2 separate regions of the Homo sapiens genome follow, and region 2 is linked to region 1. The links are chromatin loops, found by intact Hi-C in ENCODE. Cell type or tissue: A673. All regions are shown on one strand.

Evidence for each region. Hi-C counts contacts between places; a loop is a spot of excess contacts. Peaks named below come from ENCODE experiments on the same cell type or tissue, not always from the same donor. Only the 100,000 strongest peaks of a DNase experiment are listed, where the experiment ranks them.
Region 2: a loop joins it to region 1, with 2.1 times the contacts of the local background. A loop is called at or near these places in 1 of 110 quality-filtered maps.

Annotation. Positions count from the first base shown.
Region 1 is chr7:70,096,323-70,101,322 of GRCh38, forward strand. The region is part of intron 2 of AUTS2 (activator of transcription and developmental regulator AUTS2); the gene reads left to right. Among named protein-coding and RNA genes, the nearest start is that of AUTS2, 500 kb to the left of the region's middle. In A673, no CTCF peak of the experiment used is centred here; a DNase peak (open chromatin) is centred at 2,029; H3K27me3 peaks cover 3,135 bases.
Region 2 is chr7:69,844,469-69,849,468 of GRCh38, forward strand. The region is part of intron 1 of AUTS2 (activator of transcription and developmental regulator AUTS2); the gene reads left to right. Among named protein-coding and RNA genes, the nearest start is that of AUTS2, 250 kb to the left of the region's middle. In A673, no CTCF peak of the experiment used is centred here; a DNase peak (open chromatin) is centred at 1,983.

The DNA.
Region 1 (5,000 bases):
GCAGTGGCTCACGTCTGTAATCCCAGCACTTTGGGAGGCTGAGGTGGGTGGAGCGCCTAAGGTCAGGAGTTGGAGACCAGCCTCGCCAACATAGTGAAACCCCATCTCTACTAAAAATACAAAAAATTAGCTGGGCATGGTGGCGGGCGCCTGTAATCCCAGCTAACTAGGGAGGCTGAGGTAGGAGAATCGCTTGAACCTGGGAAGTGGAGTTTGTGGTGAGCCGAGATCGCGCCATTGCACTCCAGCCTGGGCAACAAGAGTGAAACTCCATCTTAAAAAAAAAAAAAAAAAGAAAAAAAAAGAAAAAGAAAATACTGTGTAAAGGACTATACTCATTTGAGTTTGTATAATTTTCATTATTATTACATCAGATTTACAGAGAGAATAAAATTTATTGAAGCCAACTGTGTTGTCTTAAACCTCCGAAAATTCAGAAGGAGGATAATGCTGAGTTCAAGTACGATATAGAAATCATCATATCTTTTCTCTAGCAAGTGTTCCAAGAGAATTAGAATATAATGCCAAAATTAAGGTAGAAATTAAGTTATTCTAGAAGTGGGATAGCCAGTGTCAGCATGCATGCATGATCCTTGAAAAGTGATATTGGGCAGCATTTACACCAAGCTTTGCTATCTTACGTTCTCTTTTTGCTTCTTCTACCTGGTGTTATTTGTGCCTTCCCTAAAGGGCTGAAATTGAAAAGAATTAGTACGAATGCATTTTCAATGACACCTTGGCCAAGAGGTTCATGCATTTCAGCTTTGGACAAGGTGCTATGGTTCAAATACTCATGAATATGATATAAGAACAGTCATTATTTAAATGATGAACCTTTATATGAGATTACACTGGGTGTTACTAATCTGCAAGTTGTATTTTCTGTGGGGAAAAATCAGTATGAATGAATCAAGAACTCAGTGTGCATCCTGCAGTGCATGTTGTATTTGCATGAACGGAGATGTAATCTCTTCACCTTTTGAATCATTTTGTTTAAAGGCCCTATATAGATCATTCTGCTCTTACTGGTGGGTGACATTTTCTTAAGGTTCTCTCCCTAGATAGACTAATTTGAAAAAAATGCATCCCTCTTGATGTCTGCATGTGCATGTGTGTATGCATATGTATAAAATATAGAGGTGATCACAAAGCATACTGGGCCACTTAGCACTTCCACTAATTCCACATTATCAGAGATTGTTTGGAGAGCATATTTCATTCTCCCTACTTTGTCACTTATTTCTAACACTGAGTATATCTGTACAGTTCTTAATAGTAAATGGCATAATATCTTATTCTCTGTATTCTATACATTGTCAACCCCATTCCTAGCTGATAATCAGTAGTCAAAAATGGGTGAATAATTTGAATGGTACTTGTCTTTAATTGTGATTCATGTCTGAATGGCTTGCTGGTAACTAGGAGCTAAATTTAATGTTAATCCAAGGTCACACTCTAGTCCACATACTGGAAGCTCAGCCTCTTGACATGCATGCTTCATGCAATTATCAGGCTGCTCCCTTGTAGGATAAAGTGCGGCAGTCTAGAAAGCATGGCACTCAAATGGGAAGAACTGTTGGTGAGTCTGTACAGAACAGATGAGGTTGCAGATATTTGAAAGCATTTGCTAATGGAAACTCTGGGTAAGGCAGCATCTTAAATAATACGTAGAATCAGCATGCTGTCTCCAAAACACATTTGCAGCATTTATTAGCTGGGTGTGAGCTAAAGGTAAGCTCCCATTAAAAGAAAAAAAAATCTTCGTAATGATTAGCAGGGGCCCAGTATAATTTAAGGTATTCTTTGGAGTTTATAAATATGGCCTCATAAAAAGCCTGAATATAAGAGAACTGTGACTTTAAGTCATTAGAAGCCCAGTGGTTTGATAAAATAACAGGAAACAGACAATTTATTATGAGCAGTCTCAGTAGCTCTGGATTATCTATAAAACTTTTACGGCCTTCCCCAAGTGGCAAGAAGCCATAAAACTTGCCTGAATGAGGGACTTGTTAATTTACTTGTTAAAGCAAATTAAAAATTTATAAGTGCTTTTAGGTAAATGAGATCTTCTCTCATTGCTGCCCTTGCGGGGCTGGGAGTCCTAGGAGGGGAGAGTGGATATGCTTAGACACCACTGCAGAACAATAAAAGCTATTAAATTTTTCCAGTTTATTACAGCAGAGCCATGCAGCTGTTGCCATGGCTAGCTGTGGGGTACCGGTGGTTGACAGCCTGGAGTCTCACTCAAAGGGGGAAAAAATAAAAAGCCAAGGAAAGGGATGATTTTTTACTTTTATAATTCTCCAATTGTTGATGTTGTAGACCATGTCTTTTTATTTTTCCTTGACCTTGTAAATCCAGAAGTTTTAAACTTTTTTCTTTTCTTTTTTTTTTTTTGAGACAGAGTTTTGCTCTTGTTGCCCAGGCTGGAGTGCAATGTCACAATCTCGGCTCACTGCAACCTCCGCCTCTTGGGTTCAAGCAATTCTCCTGCCTCAGCCTCCCGAGTAGCTGGGATTACAAGCGTGCGCCATCACGCCCAGCTAATTTTTTATTTTTAGTAGAGATGGGGTTTCTCCATGTTGGTCAGGCTGGTCTCAAACTCCCAACCTCAGGTGATCCGCCCACCTCGACCTCCCAAAGTGCTGGGATTATAGGCGTGAGCCACTGTGCCTGGCCTTATACTGTTTTTTCTTATCCCCAGAAGTGTTTCTGTTTATTTTGTCATACATTGTTGGTCCTTGAAAATTCCTGCCCGTCATGATTCCTTTTAGTCATTTAGTCCATGGACAAAGGCCAGGTCTTAGGCTGTTTTTGTTAACCTCAACATTTCTTGAAAAAAACCTCTTTCTCTCTCTTTTCCTTTCCCATATCTAGCCACAAAACTAGGAGAAGGAAGAAAGGGAATCTGGTACATGTTCTTGTGTATTTAACTCCAAAAACTGTTAGAATCAATATTTTTTGTGGAAGCCAAAGTTTATAGGTAAAGGCAGATTTTCTTGCACTCTCCCTTGGATGAAATGTCAGCGTAGGTTAAAATTCTTGGATCTTAGCATCTTCCTTAACTTAGGGCTGTTCTCTACGTGTTGAATTTCTTCTGTAATAATAGGTTTCTGAATGGTGACTTTGGCTGGTGGGGGTCATTTTTTTGGCTTTAAGCCCTGTGACTCAGGGGATTTTTTTTTTTTTTGGCTCCCTTAAATACAATTCACAATGAGCAGTTTTCTCCCTGCCCTAGTGACAGTAAGGTTTCTGGGACATAGGAAATAGCTTATTCTTCCACTCAGATCAGAAGTTTTGATTGAGCTCTGTGGCATTTTTAAGGCAGAAAAAGACACGTTATGCCTCAACTACCTACCCTATTTAATGTTAAATTAAAATGATGGTTATTTTTAAAGTGTGTTTACATTTAAAAATTCCTCCAGAAAAGTCAAGTTCTGCAAACATTTTCTTGTAGTATTTCCAGTCACTGCACAAGAAAGGTACATTTTATTAGTTTTAAGAACAGAAATAGTAGAAAGACATAATTGGTACAAGTGTTTGTTCTTCTACAGTATTTACTCTTCAGTTTTTACATATATATCCATACCTCTGATTTGTAGTTTGTTTGGAATTATGTTTAGAAAAGCATATTGTTGGCAAGTAAAGCATCACAAAATTAAGGGTAGAGAACAGCAGTAAAAAAAAAATGACAAATATGTATTTTTAGACTGTATTCCAGTTTTAGGAGGTATCAGCTTTTAGAGATTCCTTAACGTTAAAATTTGTTTCAGTAAGTAACTCTTGTTGTGGTCGCTGTCTTCAGTATTCCAGAAATAATGCTGTATCTCTTATTCAACTTCATGAACCTCTTTACTGGCTTCCATATTAATGTCATTTGCATTTAGAGTGTGTCATCTTCATTTAGAATCTCAGCAAAAATTCTGGTTTATAACCATCTTTGCACAAATTATCTCTGTGCTTTAGGACACTTTTCTGGGCCTGGTCTTGCATTTTTTATGAATACAACTTTAAGAGTGGAACTTAAATATGTCCCCTTTTATTGGATTATCCCCATAGACCTGACCACAAAGTCTGTGGAAGTAGAAAGCTATAACGGTTGTACCATTTTTTTTTTTTTAAATACTTTAAGTTCTAGAGTACATGTGCACAACATGCAAGTTTGTTACATAGGTATACCTGTGTCATGTTGGTTTGTTGCACCCATCACCTCATCATTTACATTAGGTATTTCTCCTAACGCTATCCCTCCCCCAGCCCCCCACCCCACAATAGGCCCTGGTGTGTGATGTTCCCCTCCCTGTGTCCATGCGTTCTCATTGGTTGTACCATTCTTTTGTTCAAGAGTATCAAGTTGAATTTCATGTACTGAAAAAGTAGATAGATTTAAAAACATTTAAATTTAGGTAGCAAATGACATTGGGCCAAAGGTCCATTGCTAAGGAGACCCAGGAAAGAATTTATTACAATAGGAATATGAGGTGTGGAACCCAAGGACAGCTGTCATGAAGGATAGGTAATCACAGTAAAGTAGTGATGCTTCATATACATTTGTTTTTGTTTTTGTTTTTTTGAGACAGAGTCTCCTTCTATCCCCCAGGCTGGAGTGCAGTGGCATGATCTCGGCTCACTGCAACCTCCGCCTCCTGGGTTCAAGCGATTCTCCTGCCTCTGCCTCCCGAGTAGCTGGGACTATAGGCGCACACCACCACACCTGGCTAATTTTTGTATTTTTAGTAGAGACGGGGTTTCACCATGTTGGCCAGGCTGGTCTCGAACTCCTGACGCCAGGTGATCTGCCAGCCTCGGCCTCCCAAAGTGCTGGGATTACAGGCGTGAGCCACTTCGCCTGGCATATATTTGGTTTTAAGAGTTCAAGCTAGAATTTTAGAGTAGATGTTCACTCATTAGTAATATTGATATATGTTGTATAATGATTGCTTAATTGCTAATTTTCTTATGCTAATTGATGTTTTTCTATAAAACCAAATTCTTCAGCT
Region 2 (5,000 bases), 250 kb before region 1:
TGTCATGGTTTTCAGAAGTCATTCCAAGACACCAGAGAGGAAACATGACAGACACTGGAAAGAGACCCTCTTTCAGATATGAGTAATATATATTTTATACTCATATTAATATTTCATTGGAGAGAAGGTCAAAATCTACATTTAAATGGAAATATTTAAAAAGCAGAAGCATAATATTTGACTAAGTGAAACACTCAGGGTTTTTCAAGAACACAAGCTGCACCCCTGGGACCTCAGCTCTCTAGATCTGTTGTTTCTTAGAGCACGGTAGAATGTTTGAATTCCTTTAGTTTTATCGGTAGATCTTAGCCCTGGCATTTAGGAATCTTAATCCCTCTACTCCCCTTCCATTTGACCCCGAATTGTGTTACATACTACCTAACAGTGTGTTCAGTGCACAGTATGGCCTCTCTCAGTCCTATAAAATTATTTAAATTTCTAAAAATTCATTTTTCTGGTCCTGTGAAATGGACATAATAGGATTGTGGAGATGGACATAAATAAGATGCTTTCAATTATGAGTAATGGAAAACCCATCTAACAAAGTATGGTGGCAAGAAGATGGGAATAGGAGGCCCAGGGTTTATTCAGAGGCTGTGTTCATCCTTCGTTTCCCTCTGCTATTCAAAGTGTGTTAGAATTCACCTTCAGGCTTCTGACCTCATGATTATAAGATGGCTGCCATTGTTTCAGAATAATTTCTTCATGGCATCTAAAACAAGAAGATGGGATGCCAGGAGCAAAAGAATCTTCCTGGTACCTTTTTCCTCCTTTTTATCAGAGAAGATGATTTTTCCTCAAAGCCTACAGAAGACTTGCCTTTATGTCTCATTGACCAGACTTGGGTCACATTACCACTCCGTTATCCCTGCCCTCAAACTGGCAAAGAGAATCAAGAAGACCTTGATTGGCGTAGATCACTCATGCTTGATTTCCTGAGGCTCGTCTCATTGCCTCTCTCAGAAACTTGGGGCTCTATTTTTATTAGCTAAGAAGGGCAATGGTTATTGTCTGCCACAGTGATGCTCTTGTGTGAAGTAAAGGTGCATAAAATGCATGTCTTCCCTGGACTTTAGTGCATCCTTGGTTTGTAAGTGACTACGATTACATGAATCAGAAATAAATCAGGAAAAGGAAAGTTGGTAATTTTGGCCTATTCCTGCAGAAATCATAGCAGGGAGGGGAGTGTTTGTGAACGAAGGGAGGGTCCAGTTCTCTAAAGCTGTGCTGGTGAACTACCACTGCATAGGGTGGCCCTCTGCTGACCCTAGAGCAAGCTGGAGGTGAGACGAGTTTGTCAGGACATCCCAGATTCTTTCTTCTGTACTCTTTCCTCTTCTCTGTTTTCCACCAATCCAATCAAAGGCAGTGCTGATGTAGTCAGCACAACTCCTGGGATGCAGGTGCCTGGGGCTGCAATTCTGTTCTGACACTGACTGTGGACATTCTGGTTCTGGGCAGCCACTTGAGGTAACAATAATGATACACAGTTCCTGCTTTTAAGAGGTTCATGATGAGGAGCTTCACTGCTCCCCTGTTGCTTTATGACAGGATGAGGATTCAGACTAAATGACCACTTCCCTCTTTTCTCACTCTCAAGTTTTATGATTTCTTTCAAGTTTATTTGGGATTTTTTTTTTTTGGTCTGTGCCTTTTGTTAATATATTCTACATGCATTTTGCTTCTAGGCATATTGATATTCACAAAGTTTACCACTGACAGTTGTAGTCTGAGAGTGTACAGAAAAAAACGTAGTTGACCACTCTATGATTATTCTGGACTCTGTGACTCTCTTAATGCAAGCCAAGACCACATTAGCCTTTTTGGCAGTCTTATTACTTTGTGGCTTTTGTTGGGTTTGCAGTCATCCAGAATTTCTAAGAACAATATTTGGAAGGTGGCTTTGCAGAGACTTGAGCCACTGAACTTCTCTTGTCATGTGCTTCCTTTACTTCACTCCTTTCTTTAATATATGCCTGGCATTGGGCCCAGAATCCATAATACGATATTCATAATAAATACCAACATCTTTTGAGCACTCCCTATGTGTCGGGTGTTACACTAAGTGCTTTACAGGTATTGTTTCATTTAATCCCCACAGCAACTTTCTTCCCCTTTTTCTGGAGACAGAGTCTCCCTCTGTCGCCCAGGCTGGAGTGCAGTGGCACAATCTTGGCTCACTACAATCTCCACCTCTTGGGTTCAAGTAATTCTCATGCCTCAGCCTTCTGAGTAGCTGGGATTACAGGTGTGTGCCACCATGTCCAGCTAATTTTTGTGTTTTTAGTAGAGACAGGGTTTCACCATGTTGGCCAGGCTGGTCTCAAACTCCTGGCCTCAAGTGATCCGCCTGCCTTGGCCTCCAAAGTGCTGGGATTACAGGCATGAGCCACCACACCCGGCCCCCACATCAGCTTTCTAATCTAGGTGTTAATAATTCCCATTTTACAGATGAGAAAACAATATGGAGCAAGCTAAGTCATTTGAGCAAAGTTATATAGTAGCAGGTGGTTGAGGCAGGACTAGAATCTAGGCAATCTAGTAGCACAGCCCAGGCTCTTAACCTTGAAATGCACCTTAAGGCATTTTATAAATTTGTCTTACTTTCCTTAATTTTTCCCCTCTCCCCTACCCCCCAGTACATGCATAATTGCTTTAAATATTATTACTTGTCCTGTCTTTCAAGCTGGCTTAATAGAACATACGACGTAGAGATCAAAAGTTACAGAGTACTAAAGCCGTAGAATAAGAGTTTCTTTATTCATTAATTCATCCTTTAATTCCTGATTGACTCAGTTCCTGAGGTATTACACTGAGCGTGTGGATAGAGAGAGGAAAAAGACCTAGCATTCTGCCTTTGAGGAGTTCACAAAGTCATATGGTAAATGGTGGGCCTGAGATTCTTGTCCCGCAGCAAATTCTGTCATTCTTTGTAGATCATGGGGAAAACTTTGCATTTTGCTCTAAGTGTGCTGAGTTCAGAGTGTAACATCTACTTTGCTCCGCCATAGCCTTTAAAACAGGATTCATCTCTGAGCCTCAGCACCAGTACATCTCTGGGAATCTACCTGGCCTTCTTCATTATGTCCTGCTTCCCTGACCTACATTTTTTTCCTTTTTCAGATTGATTTGTTGTTCAAAAGGCCGGTGCCCCTGGAATGAGGACCTACAAGCTTACTTTTATACTAGAAAATAAAAGACTAGAAGAATCAAGCCTTTGCTCAGATCATACTTTGTGAGGTGGGCAAGAGTAGAAAGCCGAACACTTGAACGTGAGAGCGAGGAGGGAGCCACAGATGAAGGTTGAGGACAGAGAAAGGGAAGCTGGAGGGCTCTAAACTTGCAGAGGCCTGACCTGGCACTTCATCTGTCGCCTCTGAAAACAGCTCTGCTCTTGCTCTTGCTCTATTCTCATCCAAGTACTAGGCGATCCTCCTTTTATCACTTCCCAGTTTCTTCCTTTAGTTTCCTCTAAGGTCATTCCTCCTTTGCACTGGATTTACTTTGGAGTAACAGTTGTTGGTGGGAGGTTCTGATTCTGCAGAGAGAGAAACTGAGGCATGGGATAGAGAACAGCCATCTGTACTTTGTCCTGTAAGTCATTAGAGACTGGCAGAGCCTTGTCATAGATCCCGTGGTTTGCTGTAAGCCACAGGTGGCCCTCATACCCTCATAGGAATAGGGACCTTCTTCCTTCCTTAACATGATTGGATTTTGTTTTTACCTGAAAATACGAGCTACTTCTAACAGAAGGAAAGACGATTGCAGCCTGTACTGCATTGCCCCTATCTGTAACCCCATTAAGAGGTTGTAAATAGTACTATAATGATATCTCAGTCATTTGTTTTGATGTATCCAGGCTTTTAATAAATCAGCCGCAGCTTGCTTAATAGGAATATGAGAGCAGAGCACGTTGCTGCCAGCAGCTGCTAGTAAATTATAAAGCATTCATCTGTTTTACAAGGGAATTAAATGTTTGTTCTCTTTAAAGGGTTTTGACTAAACAAGGGTGTGTGCGTGTGTGTTTGTGTGTGTGTGCACACACACAGTGGCTTCCTGCCCATGCCCTCCCAGGTACAGTAGCAACCTCAGGTTCCTGGGGAACACCTGTAACCAAAGCCATATGAATTAGAGTGCCCCCAGGTAAACCCTGTCATTATTGGTCTCTGCTCTGCGTGCATCTCTAAAGCAATATTTGTTGGATTACATTTGTCTTCCACGTCAAAGGATTCTGTGAAATACAAGTCCCATTTCCCGCTTTCTCCTTTTTTTCTTAAGACTGTCTAGGGAAGGAGCTTTAGATAAACTATACATCCAGCACAACATTCAATTGTCTGCACAATTGAGTTAGCCTACTTTATTTGACTTTTATGTTTACATTTGAAGTGGACTCCCCCCGCCCCCCGCCACCACCTTTTCGACACCCTTGGTTTTATTGACTAAATAATCTTCAGAAGACAAGACATCAGAGTTGGTGCTTTTGGTGGAAATTAAACCACAGCAGGTGTTTCAAGACCAGCTTTGGCAACACTGCAAGACCCTGATTCTACAAAAATAAAAAAAATTAGCCAGTTGTGGTGGCGTGCGCCTGTAGTCCCAGCTACTGGGGAAGCTGAGGCAAGAGCATCCCCTGAGTTCAGGAGTTTGAGGCTGCAGTGAGCTATGATCATATGACTGCACCCCAGCCTGGGTGAAAGAGCAAGATTGTCCAAAACAAAACAACAAGACGTGGGGTCCAGCTAACCAATATTCAAGAGCTGTTGGCTACTTATCTTGTGACCTTCAACAAGTTATATAGGTTTTTAAAATCTATTACTTTATTTTTTGTTACTTTTAAATTTGGAAATAATTGCAGATTTATAGGAGGTTGCCAAAATAATATAGAGAGATCCAGGGTGACCTTCACCTAGTACAATATATGTGTATAGCTCTATGTCGTTCTTTGACATGTGTACATTATGTAACCATCACTGCAGTAAAAGCACAGAACTGTTTCATCA